Linked DNA regions of Homo sapiens: region 2 is linked to region 1. A link is an interaction called in ENCODE POLR2A ChIA-PET data of the cell type or tissue named here. Cell type or tissue: Panc1. All regions are shown on one strand.

Region 1 (8,000 bases):
AATACTTGAAGGTGGGCCCATCTTGCCCAAGAAACCACCTGTGAAACCACCCACCGAGCCTATTGGCTTTGATTTGGAAATTGAGAAAAGAATCCAGGAGCGAGAATCAAAGAAGAAAACAGAGGATGAACACTTTGAATTTCATTCCAGACCTTGCCCTACTAAGATTTTGGAAGATGTTGTGGTAAGGTTGAGGCTATGTGTGCTGGCAGAAGTGTACTGCTCATGACCAGATATCCACCCATTCACACAAAAGTTTGGGTAGATATTATGAGCAGGGCATCATATTAGGAACTGCAGGTGATAAAGAGACTTATCGGAAGTGGATTTTGCTTTTAGTTAACTCAAAGTCTGGTATGGGAGACAATATATGTGTGAATAATAGAAAATGGACAGAAGTGTTCTGAGAGAGATGACAGTTAAAATAGGAATTCAGAGGAGAAAATGGTTTCTTCCAGATAGAAAGTTCAGGGTGTGCTTTGTAGAGAGGCACATTTGACCTGAGCCTTGACGATGTACTGTAGTAATAGTTATTGTGTTGCTATTGTTGTCATAATAGCTGACAATTTTACTGTGTGCCAGGACTGCTCTAAGCCCTTTTCATATATTAGCCCATTAGTTTTGACAACAACCCCTTTAGGTGGGTTATTTTATCACCTGTTTCAGATGAGGTAACCGAGGCACACAGAGGTTATGTAGTATTCCTAGAGCACTCAGCTAGTACATGGTGGAGCAAGTAAGAGTTCAGACACTCTAGCTACAGAGTCTGTGATCCTAATACCTCATTATATGCCTCTCCATTACATGATAGAATTTTGACTTGCAGAAATGCAAATGGACTGGATTGGCAGAACATTCCAGGCAGTAGGAATTACATGATAAAAAGCCTGACGGTGGGAAACAAGAAGCTTCTACTGGGAGCTGTTAGTGGGTCAGTTAAGCTGGAGAAAAGTTTATCAAGAGCCACTGGAAACTGTTTCAGAGAAGTGAGTTGTAGTTTGATAATAGGCTCACAACCACAAGTTTAGAGAAAATGTGCAATCAGGAAGCAAGGCTACAGTCAGAGAATAAGCAATGGAGTTAAGCACCTGCATAAATGCGAAAGCGGCTTTTAGTTACATTTCAGTGCAGATGAGGACCTCACCCGCCGCCACTGGTTTGGATTGCCTGGATTGATGCAGGTCCGGGATAACTCTAGAAGCACTCTGTTTTCCTATCTTCTTTCTTTTTGCTTGCTTTAGAGTCACCATGCTTTTAGGGGAAACTGCACCAATGTATTACCTTTGACTGAGTACCTAGTTTTGTTTATTGTATTTTCTTAGCACTAAATCAGAAGCAACTTGAAGTTATATTTTCCAGGCTTTACAAAAATCATGATTATGCTTAGAAATGGTTCTCCTCCCTGATACCTACTTTTGATTGAGAGCTTTTTGCGTGACTTCTGTTCACGATGCTTTTTTTTCCCTGCCATGATGCATATGTACTATATGCCAAGCTCTGTTACAATAAACTGTTAAGAAATCTTCCCCCACCCAAGTGATTAATCTCCAAGGGCTGTGCCTTCTTTGTCTTTACCCATTGAGGAAACAGTGTTGTGAATACAACAAGGGAAAAGTAGGTTATATGCAAACCTCAGAGTTGTAGAGCCAGAAGGGCTCAACGTTTAGTTTTACATACAAGATAATGGAGCCCCAGATAAGAGAAATTATTTCTTCAGGGTTTCTATAACACTCTTTTGGCACCTTGCTTTTGGTTTTTTGTTTTGTTTTTTTTTTTTGAGTTGGAGTTTAGCTCTTGTTGCCCAGGCTGGAGTGCAATGGCGTGATCTCGGCTCATGGCAACCTCCGCCTCCCGGGTTTAAGCGATTCTCCCACCTTAGCCTCCCGAGTAGTTGGGATTACAGGCGCATGCCACCACGCCTGGCTAATTTTCGTATTTATAGTAGAGACGGGGTTTCGCCTTGTTAGCCCGGCTGGTCTCGAACTCCTGACCTCAGGTGATCCACCCGCCTTGGCCTCCCAGAGTGCTGGGATTACAGGCGTGAGCCACCGTGCCTGGCTGGCACCTTGCTTTTAATAACATATTTTCCTCCAAGCTTTTCCCCCTACCTAAGTTTTTGTTTTTATTTATGTACCACTCTCTCAATTTGTCCTATATCCTTGTACCTTACATACCAATATTATTATTTTAAAAATCAACTCACTTTGTAACCTAACGTAAATTTAAAGGGAACTTTTAAATAAATATGTAAATGGAAAACCAGTACCTTTTGCCACAAATAACACAGCAATAATAGCTAATACTTATATAATGCTTATTACATGCCAGGTCTTTATTCTAAGCTTTTTACATTTATATAATAATGCACTTAATTCTCACAACAACCCTATGAGGTAAGCACTGTAGGTACTTAATCCATTTTACAGTTAGGAAACATAGAGGTTAAATAACTTGCCCAAAATCACAAACTAGTGAGCGGCAGAGCTAGCATACGAATCTTAGGTGATATGATTCCAGGGTCCATGCTGTTATATAAAAATAGAGGTTACCTTTTAAAATAGAAGGTTCTTAGGAAGTATGTGCTTATTTAAAAAAAAAAAAAACAACAGTCTACACCTCACCTAAGATCCTTTCTCATAGCATCAGTCACACCTGAACTACTGTTTTTTTTTTTTTTTGAGACAATCTCACTCTGTTGCCCAGGCTAGAGTGCAGAAATGTAGTGGTGTAATCTCAGCTCACTGCAACCTCTGCTTCCCAGGTTCAACCAATTCTCATGCCTCAGCCTCCTGAGTAGCTGGGAATACAGGCACACACCACCATGCCCAGCTAAGTTTTGTATTTTTAGTAATGACTGGGTTTCGCCATGTTGCCCAGGCTGGTCTTGAGCTCGTGGTCTCAAGCAATCCACCTGCCTTGGCCTCCCAAAGTGCTAGGATAGTAGGCGTGAGCCACTGCACCCAGCTGAACTACATTTTTGAAAACACTGATTAGGAAATTGGTTTGTCAGTTGTGTGTACTCTAGAAATGCTAGGGTGAAGTAGTAAGTAGGGAAGGGTGACCAGAGTTCATTAGGAGTTAGTTGAGATCTTAGAGTAGTTGGGTACCAGGTTATACCTGTGAAAATTCTGTGTAAACAGATCTGCAAAGCACTAGGTAAGGTGTGACCGAATTGATACGATTTGCGGAATGGAAGTGTTTGCCAAATCCAGCTGGTTCTCAGAATCCTCTGGGGCTCTTATTACATAAACAGATTTGTTGGGTACATCACAGAGGGAGCCCAGATAAAGCACTGAGTATGGTGCCTGACACGCAGTAAGCAGGGGTATTATTAATAGTAATTGTCATTTTATTGAGTGCTTACATTGTCCTGAGTACTTTATGTAGATTGTCTTATTTATGTCTGATTACACTTCTAAGAGGTGGAGTCTATACTTATCCCTATTTTTCAGACAAGGGAATAAACACTGAGAGGTATCTAGTATGCAGAACCAGAATCTGAGCCCATCATCTCCTTAAACACTGTATTATTGTACCCTACAATGCTTACTGTTATCATATTTATTTTGGCAAATGAGGTTTCTGAGTTTGACACTGGCTGTTTGCAGGTTTCCCTACTAAAATTTCCAGTGATTTGACTTCAACTCTTGGTTTCTAGAGAAGCATAGCATAGGAAGAGATGTTAGATGTGTTTTCTTCTACCCGCTTCACTTTTCAGAAAGGGAGGTTTTGAAAGGGGTGCAAACCAAAAAGTATGAGACAGGTCTCAATCAATTTAGAAGTTTATTTTGCTAAGGTTAAGGATGCATGCCTGGGAGACAGGTCTGTACCTTTCTCCAAAGATGATTTTGAGGGCTTCATATTTTAAGGGGAAAGGGTGGATAGTGGGGAAAGGGGAAGAGATTTTGAAAAGGTATGGGTAGGTAAGAGGCAAATGGTTGCATTCTTTGTTCACATGTGAGAGGGGGTAGAGGAATAGTTACTTATGCATTCATCTAGTTCAGTGAATCTGCATTTTTACATAAGATAATTAGGGCAGAGGAAGCAATCAGATACGCATTTCTCAGGTGAGCCAAGGGATGACTTTGAGTTCTGTCCTTTGTCCTGTACCTGTGAAGATAAGCTATCAATTTATATTGTCAGGGTGAAATTCAACAGAACTGTTTTAGGGTGAAGAACTTGGGGCCCCCAAGGAATTTTCAAGTGGGCAAATTGTGAGGGAGGTATGTACCTTTTTCATCTTTGAATGGGAGGCAGGTTTGCATGTTGAAGTTCCTAGCTTGACTTTTCTCCTTGGCTTACTGATTTTGGGGGTCCCAAGATTTATTTTCCTTTCACAGGGGATTATAGCTTGCCTATGGAAACATTTAAAAGAAACATTTATAAGAGAGTAAGTCGGCCAGGCGCGGTGGCTCACGCCTGTAATCCCAACACTTTGGGAAGCCAAGGTGGGCTGATCACCTGAGGTCAGGAGTTGGAGACCAGCCTGCCCAACATGGTGAAACCCTGTCTCTACTAAATACAAAAAAAATTAGCCGGGCGTGGTGGCAGGCACCTGTACTCCTAGCTACTCAGGAGGCTGAGGCAGGAGAATTGCATGAACCCAGGAGGTGGAGGTTGCAGTGAGCTGAGATTGCACCACTGCACTCCATCCTGGGCAACAGAGCGAGACTCTGTCTCAAAAAAAAAAAAAAAAAAAAAAGTCTTTGAACTTCTAGTGTTGGACTTTTACAGCAGAATTTAAGAGCCCACCTTCCAGAGCCTGATGCAGCTTGTCTGTCTGATGCTTTTGTTCCCCATCCACGTCCCCCCCAGTGCTGAAGCTGTTTCGTGTGTCCTTACAGTGTTTCCTCTGCACTTCCACTTGTGGTTGATAAGTGGCAGGGGGACAATAAATAGAGTTGATGAAAGATGGGCTTGGGCAGCAGTGGGCCCAAGTGAGGCAGAAATGAGAAAAGGACTCCTGGGGCAGAGGTGGAGTGACAAAGCCTTGAGCACGAGGGTGTGAAATGTGAACTTGGTGCTGACCTCTATTGGGCAGCCGGGGCACCACGGAGGTGGATGTGGTGTCAGTGAGACCAGTGAGTAATTTTAGCAGAGATACTTTAGGGATGACTTGGGGAGGGCAGCAGGCTTTTTTAAAATATATATACTTCCCAAAATAACATTGCTTCAGAGTAGTTTCCTAACTGCCCTGGGACAGGCCTGAGATCCTGTCCCAGGGTACTTGGGGGGCACATCCTGTCTTAGGGAGAGGTATTCACCTCCCCATTCCCATCCCCAGTCCTGGCTGCTTTTCCTAAATGCATCATTTATCCACCCACATTGCCCCATTCTAACCACATATCACCTCTTTAGAGATACCTTCCCCTTCATTGAGGGAGCATCCCTCTAATAACCATTAGCTCCATATTCTGCTGGGTTTCTTTAGAGCACTTGTGAAAATTTGGAAGTATTTAATTTGTTAAATCTTCATTGTCTCTTTCCTCCATTAGAATGTGAGCTCCCTGAGAACAGGGACCGTGTGTATCTATATTATTCACTCTGTATCCCTAGCCCCTAGCATAGTGACCACCACAGCACAAGCACTCTGATATCGGATAACTGAGTGAGTAATAGTAGAAGCTGACATGCACCTAGACACTAGGAATTCAAAGATGGTATAAGACACGGCCCTTGTCCTCAAAGCTTTCATAGTCTGGTAGAGCATATAGATGTGTAAATGAGTAAATATGGTAATATTAACCAACATATGTTCATTGAACAGTTACTACGGGGTCTTCTAGTAGGTGATATGGGAAGACAAAAGAATGCAAATGACAATATTCCAGTCCTCAAGGAGCTTATAATTTAAAAAACTTAAAATAGCAAAAACAAAAAAAAACAAAAAAAAACTTTCTTTGTTTCTGTAAACCCAATTTTCTTTTCATTATTTCTAATCGAGCCCCTAGTTAACTTTGATGGAAGGGGGGCTGGGGTGTGAGTGGATAGTTGCTGCAAAGATGATTTTCATAAATCATCTTTTCCTCTCCCCCAACTAATTAAGAGATTGAGCTCACTCATACATATCTCCTTCATGGCCTACTTATTAGAGGTTTCCCTTGCTTCTCTTTTAAAATGCAGACATTTCTGTTGGGTGAATGCAGAGAGAGGGAATTATTTCAGAACTAAATGAATCCTCAATTACTTATTTCAATTACTTTATTTTATTAAAAAACCCCAAGGCCTAGAAGGATATCTGATGTGTTTAAGGTTATACAGATTGGAAGCAGAGCTGGGCTGGAACAGACAGACCCGTGGCTTCTTGCTCACTATTTGTCTCTCTTCCACTTGCCCCTGGTGCATTCAAGCAAGATGCTAGTGTCCACATGTCTATAGAAGAGCAGATTTTGTTGTTGTTGCTGTTTTATGGTAAACATCATTTGACAACCCATTTCTTGGAGTTTTGTCACTCTGAATACAAGATCTGCTATATTGGATTTCACTATGCTAATGATTCTAGCATTCTTTAGAAAACATATAAGAAATTTCACAGCAGAATGAGCATTCTCAGTGGTCACCTTGAGAGACTGTAAATCCCTTCCAATGATTGTGATACTGCAAAAAGCATTTTGGAAAAGCCATGCATCTTGAATCCTGAGATGAGCCTTTGGGATCCCTCCCAGGATGACAAATCTTCACGTGTATTTTAAACATTAATTTGCTTTTAGGATCTAGTCTAAGGTTATTTGGAACTAAAACTTCTGAGTAGTCCAAGATAATAGAGGTGTAAACTATTTGTTAAATGAATAGTAAAGATTGAGCAACTGTCTTGCATGGTCCAGAAAGTGCCTTTGAAAGCCACTCCAAGAAAGACATTCCAAACATGTTTCGAACGGTTGCAGCATTGTTGGGATTAAGGAGAAGGCTCCCAAGGTATCCTCCTAGAGTCCAAGGTATAAATTCTGTTACTCATGTGTTCATTCATTCTTACTGCATTCATTCAACAAACATTTACTGAGTGCTTTATACTTGCCAAGGTCTATGTTAGGTACTTGGGTCTGATGGAGTAAAATAGTCTCCATCCTCGAAGCACTCAGGCTAGCAGGGGGAAATGAACATCTAAATAAATAAGTGCAATTAAGTTTTGTATGGACTGTGATAAAACCATATACAATGGGATAAAGGGGTCAGTTCTGTAGGTCCTGGGAGTGGAGAGATCTATTGAAAGGCTTTATAAAAGAGGAAAGGCTTTATAAAAGTGGAGGCTTGAAAAGATGAATTGGGTGCTTTCAAGCAGCCGGGGCATTTCAGACAGAGAAAGCACAAGCAAAGGTAATGAGATAGGAACCATTTGGGGAGCGATCAGTAGTTCGTTGTGGTTGCAACGTGATATGTAAGGAGGGGTGAGAGGTAAGGCGGGAGAGTCAGGAGGGTACCAGATTAATGCTACTACTAAGGAGGCCATGAAGGCGATATTTATGAGTGAGATTCAAGCAAGTGCCTTGTGTTTCACGAAAAGGAATTTGTTATGCTGTTGTAGGTAAGCAATAGGAGCCATTAAAGAATTAATTTTTTTTTCTTTGAGACGGAGTCTTGCTCTGTCGCCCAGGCTGGAGTGCAGTGGTGCGATCTTGGCTCACTGCAAGCTCCGCCTCCTGGGTTCACGCCAGTCTCCTGCCTCAGCCTCCCGAGTAGCTGGGACTACAGGCACCCGCCACCATGCCCGGCTAATTTTTTTGTATTTTTAGTAGAGACGGGGTTTCACCGTGTTAGCCAGGATAGTCTCGATCTCCTGACCTCGTGATCCACCCACCTCTGCCTCCCAAAGTGCTGGGATTACAGACATGAGCCACTGCACCTGGCCTAAAGAATTTTAAGTCAGGAAGTAATGTGATCAAATGTGTTTTAGAGTAATAATGTGGACTACATGCAGACAATGAATTGGAGGAATGAGTTGTGGAGCTGAAAGACTGTTAGGAGACTAGCAGAATGGCACAGGCAATAGCTGAAGTAGGTCT
Region 2 (8,000 bases), 120 kb before region 1:
GTCCCTCAGTATGGTCATGGGAGCCAGGGAGGGGAAGGGACTAGGGTGGTGCTGAACTGCAAGGGCCACCCTAGCTTTGGCATGGGGTGCTTCCTGTAGCTATAGCCCCCTCCCTCCTGGGTGGGGCTGGCCTCTAGCCAGAGGCTTCTGGAGGACATTTGGACTGGGAGTGAGGACTCTAGCCAGTCCAGAGGTGAGGAGGGAGTCCTGGTCCTTGCATCTTTATCCCAAGCAGCCTGAATCCCTAGTCAAAAGTGGCCCCTAAATGGCTCTTAGGGGGTAGGGATGGAAGGAAAGGGAACCCAGGTTAGTGTGGGGAGAGTGGGGGGAAAATGATCAATTCTGAGGCCACAAACATCAAAACAAAGGCAATCTAGTCTCCTTTCTGGGGAAGAGGTTCTGAAAACTTTCAAGCTCCCTGGCAGAAAAACATTTTCAGGGAGGCTAAGGGGTAAGGGTTGCACCAATCAGGTAGGGCCCTCCTGCCCCCAGCCACAAACCCTTCCATACCTGCCAGCCTCCTTTGGACAGATTTTGTGGAAATTTTGTGAATTCTGAGGCCAAGGGAACTGAGGTGTGGGGGTCTCACAGAAGTGTGATAAATTCTAGAAAACTAGCTGCAAGGGACCAGATCTGGGCCCAACCCTGTGATGGGCAGGTGGGCATGGGCTGCATGTAGTGGTTCTCCTGGTGGCAATGGCGGCTGGACGGAGGATGTGGTGGAGCAGAGAAGGGGGTGGGAGGGTAGAGTGGATGGTCAGTGTCTGGTCATTTCCGACTGAAGAGTGAGCCCAGCAGAACCACGCCGGCCACAGTCATGCCCGTCAGGAACCAGCGGTTGAAGCGTTCCTGGCCCTTTCGGCTCTCGGCTGCTGCATTGTTCCCATAGAGTTCCACAAAAGTATCCTGCAGGGAGAGAGAAGGAAGGTGCAGTTTTAGTCCTCAGAGAGTGATGTAGGTGGGTGGGGAAAGGGGCCATCTGCATGCTATGGCCTTGGTGATGTGAAAAACTGTAGCCATCTGTGCCCACTCTGGGCCAGGTAAAGGGCTAAGGGTGGTCCTCTTTCTTGACCCTCCATTGGTGATAATCAAACCATGTTACTGCTGAGAAACAGGTAGAGAGGAGGAAAGTGCCCTGTCTGAGGTAAGTCAAGAAGTAGCACTTACTCCAGAATCCAAGGTGGGAACGAGATGGGCAGGGTCAGGGAACTGATGGAAGCCAGGTGGCTGGAGCAGAGTGCAGGAGAGGAGGGCATGGGGGAGATGATGGTGCAGGGGTGAGCAAGAGCCAGACCATACGTGGCCTGGAAGCCGCAAGGAGCCTAGAGTTGAGTCTGAGGGTAGTGTGGAGTGTGGAGCCACTAGGCCTCAGATTTTCTACTGCTGCACCAGAGGGAGGGATAAGGAAGCCCAGGGCTAAATCCCCAGGGTCATTTGAGGCCAATTCAGGGGTAGAATGGGTCCTGGGACTTCAGCCAGAGGCTCCTCCCTCTGGAGGGAGCCTCTGGTGGGCAGGTTGGTGACAAGAAGAGCAGGGCAGAGGAGAGAGGGTAACAATGATGCAGGACTGACAGGCCTCCATCACGGGGTCTGTGAGGCCTTGTCCCGGACATCCTCCACTGCAGGGGGTGTGACTCTGGGCCCAGGAGGTTGTGATCAACAGCCCTCTGCCCTGAATCTAAGTCAGAAGGGAAGCACATGACAGGGGGAAGGAGGAGCTGTGGGCTAAATTACCCAGCCCAGGGTGCAGCAGCCTGTGGGGCAGGGAGAAGGACGCTTAGAACATAACTTTTATGAGTAAGCGTAGTACCCAATTTGTCCTTTAATCCTCCCAACAATTCTGCAATGCAGGCTGTCTCTCCCCATTTACAGGCCAAGAAGCTGTGCCTCTGAGGGTCCAGGGACTGGATCAAGGTCACCCAGCTGTGTCAGTGGTGGAGCCAGAATCTAAAACTGGCATCTGGCACCTAGAAATATGTAAGAAAGAAGTAAGTTCCAGGCTGGGTGCGGTGGCTCATGCCTATAATCCCAGCACTTTGGGAGGCTGAGGTGGGTGGATTGCCTGAGGTCAGGAGTTCGAGACCAGCCTGGCCAACATGGTGAAACCCTGTCTCTACTAAAAATACAAAAATTAGCCGGGTGTGGTGGCACGCACCTGTAATCCCAGTTACTCAGGAGGCTGAGGCACGAGAATTGTTTGAACCCGGGAGACGGAGGTTGCAGTGAGCAGAAATCGCACCACAGCACTCCAGTCTGGGTGACAGAGACTCCGTTCAAAAAAAAAAAAGGAAGTACCATAGTACCGTGTGTGTGTGTGTGTGTGTGTGTGTGTGTAAAATGAATGAGTTACTGGCTGGTTCTTGCCTCTCTACCAAGACCTCTGCCACACTGGGCCTACATTTCCAACCAGTCCCAAATGGCCGAGTGGCTGCTCCCTCAAGACAGGCATGCCATCTCCAGTTGGCCTCAGGTCTCACCTATCAATTTGCTCACTTGTGACCCCTGCCGTGGCCCACTTCCAGTCTTGACAACCCCCTCAGTCCATGCTCCACACAGAGCTTTCTAAGAACACTGGAAGCCCTCCAGCAGCATTCTCCTGCACTTAGAAGGGCAGCATCATTTATTTTTGTATCCCTGGTACCTAGCAAAATGCCATGTGCACTGAGCTGCTAATTTGACTGAAGGAATCCTCAACATTAAGGCAGTAGAGAGCAGTGACCCATGAATCTCAGCCCTTGCAGAAGCACACTCCATTCAGTCACTCCAAGTTCTCAACCTTCCCAGGGCTTCCATCACACCTGAAATAAAGTCCCCACTCCTTACTCTGGCCAGCAAGGTCTAGTGGGATCTGGCTCCAACACTTTCTGGCCTCCTCCCCACCCCTGTCCCCTGAACTTCACTCCAGTCCCACTGGCCTCCTTGCTGTTCCTCCAACGTCTCCTGCCGCAGGAGTCTGCTGTTCCTGCTTGCCTGGAGCACCTGACCCCAGGTCGTCGCCTGCCTCACTCCCTCATTTCACAACCATGACTCCCCTCAAATGTCACCTCCTAGGGGAGGCCTTCCCTGACTGCCTTGTCTAAAACAGTACACCACCCCCGTCTCTCTCTGCCTGTCCCCTTACCTTCCTTGATTTTTCTTCTCAGTTTTTTTTTTTTTTGAGACACAGTTTTATTCTGTCCCCCAGGCTGGAGTGCAGTGGCACAAACTGGGCTCACAGCAACCTTTGCTTCCTGGGTACAAGCGATTCTCCTGAGTAGCTGGGATTACAGACATGTGCCACCATGCCCAGCTAATTTTTATATTTTTAGTAGAGATAAGGTTTTGCCATATTGGCCAGGCTGGTCTCAAACTCCTGACCTCAAGTGATCCGCCCACGGCCTCCCAAAGTGCTGGGATTACAGGCACGAGCCACCATATCTGGCCTTTTTTTTTTTTTTTTTGGAGACAGAGTTTTACCCTTGTTGCCCAGGCTGGAGTACAATGGCGCGATCTCAGCTCACTGCAACCTCCGCCTCCCAGGTTCAAGCGATTCTCCTGCCTCAGCCTCCCAAGTAGCTGGGATTACAGGCGCGTGCCACCACACCTGGCTAATTTTGTATTTTTAGTAGAGACGGGGTTTCTCCACGTTGGGTCAGGCTGGTTTCAAACTCCTGACCTCAGGTGATCTGCTCACCTCGGCCTCCCAAAGTGCTGGGATTACAGGCATGAGCCACCATGCCCAGCCACCATTTTTTTTTTCTTGTTTTTAAAAGATGTGCCCAGACTGACTTTGAACTCCTGGACTCAAGCAATCTTCCTGCCTCAGCCTCCTGATTACAGGAACTACACTACACAGAATGACCACCATGCCAGCTTTTCTTCTCAGTGCTTTATTTTTTAATTTTTAAATTTTTGTGACAGTGTCTCACTCTGTTACTCAGGTTAGACTGTAGTGGCGCAATCATGGCTCACTGCAGCCTTGACCTCCTGGGCTCAGATGATCCTCCTGCCCCAGCCTCCTGAGTAGCTGCCACACTACAGGCACACACCACCATGCCTGGCTAATATTTCTAAATTTTTTGTAGAGACAGGGTCTCACTTTGTTGCCTAGGCTGGTCTCAAACTCCTGGGCTCAAGGGATCCTTCTGCCTCAGCCTCCCAAGTGCTGAGATTACAGGCGTGAGCCACCATGCCCGGCCTCACCACCTCACCACATTTTTCCCCCATTAAGCTGTACTTCTCATAACTAGATTCTGTACTTTGTTTTTGTTGTGATGTGTCTTCCATACTAGATGTGTCTTTTTTTTTTTTTAGACGAAGACTTGCTCTGTCACCTAGGCTGGAGTGCAGTGGTGCAATCTTGGCTCACTGCAACCTCCGCCTCCCGGGTTCAAGCCATTCTCCTGCCTCAGCCCCCCGAGTAGCGCCTGCCACCACGCCTAGCTAATTTTTGTATTTTTAGTAGAGATGGGGTTTCACCATGTTAACCAGGCTGGTCTCAAACTCCTGACCTCAAGTGATCTGCCCTCTTCAGCCCCAAAGTGCTGGGATTATAGGCGTGAGCCACTGCCCTCGGCCTATACTAGATGTGTCTTGATGAGGGCAGAGGTCCTGTCTCGTTCCTATACACCCAGTGCTCAGAACAGTGTCTTGCTCTGTAAATACATGAGAATACATGAGTTAACAAATGTATTGCATGTCTACTACATGTCAGGCATTGGTATCCCATTTCATCTTCATCAGAATCCTGAGATGTAGATTTGAGCCACATTTCACAAATAAGATGCCTGATATTTAAAGCAGGGAACACTCAGCAAACAGATAGCAGAGTCGGGATCAAACTGCAAGACTGCCTAGCTTCAAAGGGAGGGCTGCTATGTCAGGACACTTCCCTGAAGTTGGAGGCTGGAGGGACCTGTCCTGTCAGTAGTGCTGAAAGGATGGATTTCCAGGAGAAGGAATGTGGGAGCAGGGTTGAGGTGGAGGATCTGGGGAAAGGAGGGCACTAGGGCCGTGGCTATGCTTCCCTGTCTCCCTCTCCATCCTAGCTAGCCTCTGCGGGTCTTGGCAGACAAAAATATTCTTACAGGAGGTTTGATTTTGTTGCTCCCAAGTACACCCAGGTGGAGTCACAAAATAGGCTTATCTGTGATGGGGGAGAGTTCCACACTATGAAGAGCATAGGAGAAGGCCCTGGTTATCCCAAGAGGCCAAATGTCTCTCAAGAAACCAGGGACACTGGGGTTGCAGCCAAAATGGGAGAGGCCTGGCTCCCTTGATGGGAACTTTCCTGAAGTAGACGGCTGGCAGCCACAGGAAATTTTCAGCTCTGGGGCTGGGTTGGAGTAAACAGGCGCTGTCCCCACAAGGGCACAAAGCATTCACTGTCCAGAAACAGTCATTCCTGGGTGGAGGGAACATTCTCATTTCAGTGCCATAGAAACATTCTCATTTCACCTGCCCCAGCTTCCACTCATGTGTTCCTGGTCATGACAACCTTCATTTCCATTTCAGCTTCTTTTCCTGGGGAAGGGGAGTAGTATTTCCAAGGGGTGTGGATTCTAAGGATTGCTTTTGCGGAGACAGCATGAGCAAAATGGGGCGTGCTGTTCCAGGGCGGGTGCTGGAGAGGCGGTGGCGTGGGTATATTTAGCCCATGGTTCACACGACACACTTGGAAATAAACAGAGCCATTTTCTCAGCAGGCGGCTGCTCTGGATAAATAAACAGGATTGCAGAGCAGCCCTGGTCTGGAAAAGCAGAGATAAGCCCCTACTGCACCTTGGGTGGCTCCCACTGGTTTTAACCAGGCTGGCATGGTAGGCAGGGGATGAGGTTTAAGAGTGGGTTGTAGGGAGGTCTCTGATGTCACAAAGGTTTCTAGGAGACCCAGGCCCAAGGGCCTGTCTGCATCCTCTGCTTGAGTTAAGAGGAAAGTGGGGTAGCTGACTTCCATGTGGGGGTTTGTAGGGCCACTGGCGACAGGCAATGGCTAATGACCTCCACAGGAGAGTCATGGATTCCTAGCCAGGTAGGCCCATGAAGTCAGCAAGGCCAACCCACCTGCCCATTCTACGTTTCCACTGCTGGTTTGTAGTAGAGCCTACACTAGAAAACTGGGTCTCCTGACTTGGCCCCTAGGAGATGCCCAGGCTAGTATCACTTTCAAGGTCCTTCTTCCAATACTTCAAGAGGCTTCAACAGTCCTGGCCACCCACTTGGAATGGCCCCACACTACATACTCCTGAGTGCTTCAGGCCCTGGTGCCTTTGCCAACACTGTCCTTTAACTGGTCACTCCATATCTTCCTCAGTTAACCAACCCCTACTAAGCCTATAGGACTCCATTTTGGAGTCCCCTCTTCCCTGCTCATCCCTCCCCAACCTCTGGGATGAATGTCTCCTTTCTGTTCCCAGACTCCTTGGACTTCTGTTTATACCAGGGGTATGCACTGAGGCTGGCATTGGAGACTCAGCCGTGAGCAAGGCTTCCATGGAGCTTATGTTCTAGTCCATTCTCAATGGTGGTAAGATCACCTCCAATGGCGTGAAGTGAAGCATTCTTAGACATTACAGTGATTTGTGGCTCTCCACAGGGCCACAGCACATAAGGAGATATAGAGTATATAGTATATATAGTATATAGGTATTGCCCTCCCATGAAATTTGAATACCTCAGCTATACTATACTATATATACCATATATATACACACAATATGTAGTATATATAGTACTGTATATACTATATATATACTTTACATATACTATATATTATATATTATACATATCTATATCTATATATACTATATATAGTATAGTATAGCTGAGGTATTCAAATTTCATGGGAGGGCAATTAGGACAAAAAAATCTGAAAAAGACTCCTTGCAGGGGTGGATGATAAAAAAAAAAGGTTGAGAAACCCTGTCTTACTGGGAAGCAGAGAGGATAACAAGAAAAAAAAAAGATAATTTTAGAGATGATAGGGTTTTAAGTCCTGGGGAGGTGACAGAGAATATCTGGGGGAGCCGGGCACAATGACTCATACCTGTAATCCCAGCACTTTGGGAGGCCGAGGCAGGCAGATCACCTGAGGTCAGGAGTTCAAGACCAGCCTGACCAACATGGTGAAACCCTGTCTCTACCAAAAATACAAAATTAGCTGGGTGTGGTGGCAGGCATCTGTAATCCCAGCTACCTGGGAGGCTGAGGCAGGAGGACTGCTTGAACCCAGGAGATGGAGGTTGCAGTGAGCCAAGATCACATTATTGTACTCCAGTCTGGGCAACAAGAGCAAAACCCTGTCTCAAAAAAAAAAAAAAGCCTGTTTTAGCAGAGGTAATAAGTGCAAAGGCCCTGAGGTGGGAGGGAGAGGAGGGGTGTTCCTGGGTTGATGGCCTCTGTGTGCCTGGTTTCCCCCAACAGTCTGGGGGCTCAGTGCAGGCAGGGACCAAGTCTGGCCCAGGACCTACTCAGACAGGCACAGACTGACTTCAGCTAGATCTCTGCCCAGAGGCAGCCAACTGAACGATGCAGGTCACCTTGTAGGTGCCTGTGACCCTGTAGAAGTCAGGTGAAAAGGTTGGCATGATGCCCTGAGGAAAGGGGCCCAAGTGCCAGAGGACCAGCCAGAGGCTGAAGTATAGTCCCTACTTGAATCTGATCTTTTAGTTCCCATCCTGGCTTCACTGCCCACATTTCCTTCTTTTTTTTTTTCTTGTAAATTTTTGGAGAGATGGAGTCTCACTACATTGCCCAGGGTGGTTTCAAACTCCTGGCCTCATCCTCCTACCTTGGTCTTCCAAAGTACTGGGATTATAGGCATGAGCAACTGTGCCCACCCTTCCCACTTCTTCCAAGTAGTGTGACTTTGAGCAGGTTACTTCACCTCTCTGGTCCATGGTGTCCTTGCTTTTTTTTTTTTTTTTTTTTTGAGATAGCCTCTCACTCTGTTGCCCAGGCTGGAGTGCAGTGGCATGATCTTGGCTCACTGCAACCTCAGCCTCCCAGGTTCAAGCAATTCT

The links. Peaks named below come from ENCODE experiments on the same cell type or tissue, not always from the same donor. Only the 100,000 strongest peaks of a DNase experiment are listed, where the experiment ranks them.
Region 2: POLR2A ChIA-PET joins it to region 1 with 16 read pairs; 3 of 35 experiments call an interaction of 5 or more read pairs at or near these places.

What each region holds. Positions count from the first base shown.
Region 1 is chr20:31,783,738-31,791,737 of GRCh38, forward strand. TPX2 (TPX2 microtubule nucleation factor) reads left to right here. Exons shown (of 18, transcript NM_012112.5): 12 at 1-184. Among named protein-coding and RNA genes, the nearest start is that of MYLK2, 32 kb to the right of the region's middle. RefSeq lists enhancers at 1,883-2,382, 4,519-5,018. In Panc1, CTCF peaks have their summits at 5,072 (motif pointing left) and 5,276; no DNase peak of the experiment used is centred here.
Region 2 is chr20:31,665,181-31,673,180 of GRCh38, forward strand. It overlaps BCL2L1 (BCL2 like 1), which reads right to left. Exons shown (of 3, transcript NM_138578.3): 3 at 1-906. The coding sequence ends at 769. LOC124904883 (a long non-coding RNA gene) reads left to right here and starts at 5,925. Exons shown (of 3, transcript XR_007067559.1): 1 at 5,925-6,010; 2 at 6,396-6,505. In Panc1, no CTCF peak of the experiment used is centred here; no DNase peak of the experiment used is centred here; H3K27ac peaks cover 3,221 bases.